Regions from separate parts of the Homo sapiens genome. Here region 2 is linked to region 1. A link is an interaction called in ENCODE POLR2A ChIA-PET data of the cell type or tissue named here. Cell type or tissue: B cell. All regions are shown on one strand.

Region 1 (2,500 bases):
ACCTGCCTCGGTCTCCCAAAATGCTGGGATTACAGGTGCGAGCCACACACCCAGCCTAAGGATTATTTTAACAGTGAGCTCCCAGAATATAAGACCATCAAAGATCACAGTCTCCAACCTGGAGATTTTTTAAATACAAAAACATCAAATAGGGGACTCTTTCCAACATGTTAGAAGGAACCATATCAGGCAGCCCTGCCTCAGTGGGCATCTTCAACAGCAGAGATCTTCAATACCTTATTTTTCAGACTAGTACAAGGAATAGATGAAATATTTATTTGGTTACATTTATTTGTTTAAAAAAATTTTTTTTAGAGATAGAGTCTGGCTCTGTTGCCCAGGCTGTAATGCAGTGTCATGATTATAGCTCACTGTAGCCTTAAATTCCTGAGCTTGAGTGATCCTCCTGCCTCAGCCCCATGAGTAACGGACTGCAGGTGGATGCCACTTCACCTGGCTAATTTTTTATTTTATTTTTATTTATTTATTTTTTTGAGATAGAGTCTTGCTGTCACCCAGGCTGGAATGCAGTGGTGCAATCTTGGCTCACTGCAAACTCCGCCTCCTGGGTTCATGCCATTCTCTGGCCTCAGCCTCCCGAGTAGCTGGGACTATAGGCGACTGCCACCATGCCTGGCTAATTTTGTTTTTGTATTTTTAGTAGAGACGGGATTTTACCACGTTAGCCAAAATGGTCTCGATCTCCTGACTTCGTGATCCGCCCGCCTCGCCCTCCCAAAATTCTGGGATTACAGGCGTGAGCCACTGAGCCTGGCCTATTTTTATTTTATAGAGATAGGATCTTTCTATGTCGCCCAGGCTATTCTCAAACTCCTGACCTCAAGTGATCCTCCTGCGTTGGCCTCCCAAAGTTCTGGAATTATAGGCATAAGCCACTGCACCTGGCCTGGTACTTTTAGAAATAAGAACACTTTTCAGACCTGGATTTCAAGTTGTTTTGTCAATAATTGTCCTTATTTGCATCATATTTTTTATTCTTAAGCTGATTATGCTTTGTACTTTTAGATAACTAAGGTCAACAACAGAAAATGAATTATGATAGTTAGATGCTTAGAAAGAATCCAATATTCTGCAGCTTCCTTGTAAGCGGATGGCCTGACCAAGGTCCCATTGCTCTGTCTCTTTTTTTTGTTAATCAATTCAGCATTGAGACATCACTAAGTTCATAAGCCACAATACCTCTCCTCTCTTCCTCTGACATGGAACAAGGTTACCTGGGAATGAGCCTTCCCAGCTACATGGGAGAAACATACATCTAAAATGTTGAACATCAATGCTTTCAGAAGAGAAAGGTTTCAATCAAAAGAGAGAAATGAGAAAAAAAATCAGAGCAGTCTGAGGTACATGAGGTATGCAAAACTTATCAGGCACAAAGAGACATGAGTGGTCAGGCGCCATGGCTCACACCTGGAATCCTAGCACTTTGGAATGTTGAGGTGGGCAGATCACTTGAGCTCAGGAGTTCAAGACCAGCCTGGGCAATATGGCAAAACTCTATCTCTACAAAAAAACACAAAAAAATTAGCCAGGCATGGTGGCATGCACCTGTAGTCCCAGCTACTTAGAAGGCCGAGGTAGGAGGATTGCTTGAGCTGGGGAGGCAAAGGTTGCAGTAGCCAACATCGCGCCACTGCACTCCAGCCTGAGCAACAGAGACAGATCCTGTCTCAAAAAAAAAAAAACAAAAAAAAAAAACACATGAATATGGGACTTCAGCCACACACTCCTGCACTCATGCCTGGGGACAATGGTTTAAAGGCATTTTGTTATTTCTTTCTTTCTTTTTTTTTTTTTTTTTTTTTTGAGACAGAGTCTTGCTCTGTTGCCAGGCTGGAGTGCAGTGGCGTGATCTCGGCTCACTGCAACCTCCACCTCCCAGGTTCAAGCAATTGCCCTGACTCAGCCTCTTTAGTAGCTGGGACTACAGGTGTGCACCACCACACCCGGCTAATTATTTGTATTTTAGTAGAGACGGGGTTTCACCATGTTGGCCAGGATGGTCTCAATCTCCTGACCTCGTGATCTTCCCACCTCAGCCTCCCAAAGTGCCGGAATTACAGATGTGAGCCACCGTGCCTGGCCTGTTATTTCTTTTCTTCCCTGTAGGTTCCTGACTGCCTCACCCATTATCTTTTTTTATCTTTCTTTTGACAGGGTCTCACTCTGTCACCTAGGCTGGAGTGCAGTTGTGCAATCACAGCTCACTGCAGCCTTGACCTCCTGGACTCAAGCAATCCTCCTGCCTCAGCCTCCTGAGTAGCTGAGACTACAGGCATGCACTACTACACCTGGCAAATTTTCCTTTTGTTTTTCTGAGACGGAGTCTCAGTCTGTTGCCCAGGCTGGAGTGCAGTGACACCATCTTAGCTCACTGCAGCCTCCACCTCCTGGGTTCAAGCAATTCTCCTGCCTCAGCCTCCTGAGTAGCTGGGACCACAGGTGCATGCCACCACGCCTGGCTAATTTTTGTATTTTTAGT
Region 2 (2,500 bases), 1.1 Mb after region 1:
AGGAGAATTGCTTGAACCCAGGAGGCGGAGGTTGCAGTGAGCTGAGATCGTGCCATTGACCTTCAGCCTGGGTGACAGAGTGAGACTCTGTCTCAAAAAAAAAAAAACAGATATGGCAGGGAAAGCTTGAGCTTCCCTCCAGAGATGTTAAAATCTTACCTTTTAAAATTCCACAATAGGCCAGGCGTCGTGGGTCATGCCTATAATCCCAGCACTTTGAGAGGCCAATGTGGGCAGATCACTTAAGGTCGGGAGTTCGAGACCAGCCTAGCCAGCATGGTGAAACCCCCATCTCTACAAAAAATACAAAAATTAGCTGGGCATGGTGGTGCATGCCTGTAATCCCAGGGAAGTTGAGGTGGGAGGATCACTTGAGCCCAGGAGGTGGAGGTTGTAATGAGCAGAGATTGTGCCACTGCATTCCAGCCTGGGCAATAGTGAGACCCTATCTCAATCAATCAATCAATCAATCAGTTCCACAATAATTTGAAGAGGAATGAGAGTCTGACAAGCTGCGCTTTAGAAATGCTGTTGTAATGGTCTTTAATACTTTTTTCTCCTTTTACTCATGCTCTTTTGTAAAATAAGGAATAACATTGACAAGTTTTTAAAACAATATAATAATTATTATTTTTATTATTAGAGATGTGGGTCTCATTGTCACCCAGGCTGGTCTTGAAGCCGTGGATTCAAGTGATCCTCCCACCTCAGCCTCCCAAAGTGTTAGGATTACAGGCGTGAGCCACTGAAACCGGCCTGACACATTTTTAAAAAATATTTTCATTAAATCACAGACTTCTGTTTCTGTGTTTAACATTTTCTTTTTTTTTTCTTGAGACGGAGTCTCGCTCTGTCGCCCAGGCCGGAGTGCAGTGGTGCGATCTCGGCACACTGCAAGCTCTGCCTCCCGGGTTCATGCCATTCTCCTGCCTCAGCCTCCTGAGTAGCTGGGACTACAGGTGCCCGCCACCACACCCAGCTAATTTTTTGTATTTTCAGTAGAGATGGGGTTTCACTGTGTTAGTCAGGATGGTCTCGATCTCCTGACCTTGTGATCGGCCTGCCTCGGCCTCCCAAAGTGCTAGGATTACAGGCGTGAGCCACCGCGCCTGGCCTAACATTTTCATAAACTATTTTCGAGATGGAGTTTTGCTGTTGCCCAAGCTGGAGTGCAGTGGCGTGATCTCTGCTCACTGCAACCTTCGCCCCCTGGGTTCAAGCGATTCTCCTGCCACAGCCTCCTGAGTAGCTGGGATTATAGGCGTGCACTACCATGCCTGGCTAATTTTTTTATTTTTAGTGGAGTTGGGGTTTCTTTGTCATGTTGGTCAGACTGGCCTCAAACTCCTGACCTCAAGTCATCTGCCTGCCTCGGCCTCCCAAAGTTCTGGTATTATAGGCGTGTGCCACTGTGCTCGGTCCATTTTCATAAATTAAAAAAAAACATGTAACTAGAGTCACATAACACATGGGGGGAAATGATGCCTTGTCTCAACAGTTTTGCTAATTTTTAGGGTAGAAAGATGATGAGTGCTTAGAGTTTACCTTACTACATTTAATTAAGATCAGTGTTTCTGTAAAAATGTAATAGGGAAGTGGTGCAGAGCATAGAGAAGTTGACTCAAGCATAAGGCAGGAGGTGAGAGGAGCTCAGGGTCTGGGTCAGCTGAGAAGGCTCAGGTGGCCACAGCCAAGGCTCAGAGGGCTCTTGGGGATCCTCATGATGGGCCTGGTAGGGCTGGCTTCTCAAGGTTGCTTCTTTCTTTCCCCAGCTCTGCCTGCCAAGGATTCTGCCTGGCCCTGGGAAGAGAAGCCTAGATATCTGGTGAGTTGGGCCCGCCCTTCTCTTTTCTGAAATGCTGGCTCATTTCTCAGAGAATGGGCTCATCTGTCTTTCTTGGGAAGGGAGGAAGTGATTAACATTTAAGTGGTTTATGCCTTGTGTTAGCCATTGTTCTAGGCTTATTATAATGGTTTTTGCACTTAGTCTTTCTATTTTTTGAGCTTATACAAAAACATGACCAAGTTTAATTTTAATTCAGAGTATTCTAAAATATAATGGTAACTTTTTATAAAAACCTTGGGTTATTAAGATCCTAAAATGCACTATTAAAGTTCCCTACATCAACATTTGCACAAATAGTTATAACACTTTAATAGTATCTAATAGTCTGATCTTGTACATTGGACCTCTTTTTCACATTTTGTTTTAGAAAACAAAGATGCAAAAGTAGAAAAAGAGTTAACTCTTCTGTATCCATCATCCCACTTCAGCAGTTATCAACTCATGGCCAATTTTATTTCATCTCCATTCCCACTGGATTAAAGAAAATCCAAGGCATCATACCATTTAATCCATAAATATTTCAGTCCTGTGTTTAAATCATTAACAGCTGTAGGAGATGGGTGGTGACATCCCCATTTTCGAGATGAGATCATCTGGCTTAGAGGGATTACGTGATTTATGCACAGGGACACGTGGATGGCCAAATGGTAGAGT

The links. Peaks named below come from ENCODE experiments on the same cell type or tissue, not always from the same donor. Only the 100,000 strongest peaks of a DNase experiment are listed, where the experiment ranks them.
Region 2: POLR2A ChIA-PET joins it to region 1 with 5 read pairs; 2 of 35 experiments call an interaction of 5 or more read pairs at or near these places.

Annotation. Positions count from the first base shown.
Region 1 is chr3:47,179,649-47,182,148 of GRCh38, forward strand. All of the region lies in intron 2 of KIF9-AS1 (KIF9 antisense RNA 1), which reads left to right. Among named protein-coding and RNA genes, the nearest start is that of KIF9-AS1, 17 kb to the left of the region's middle. In B cell, no CTCF peak of the experiment used is centred here; no DNase peak of the experiment used is centred here.
Region 2 is chr3:48,245,853-48,248,352 of GRCh38, forward strand. ZNF589 (zinc finger protein 589) reads left to right here. Exons shown (of 4, transcript NM_016089.3): 2 at 1,773-1,825. Among named protein-coding and RNA genes, the nearest start is that of ZNF589, 6.0 kb to the left of the region's middle. In B cell, no CTCF peak of the experiment used is centred here; no DNase peak of the experiment used is centred here; H3K27ac peaks cover 371 bases.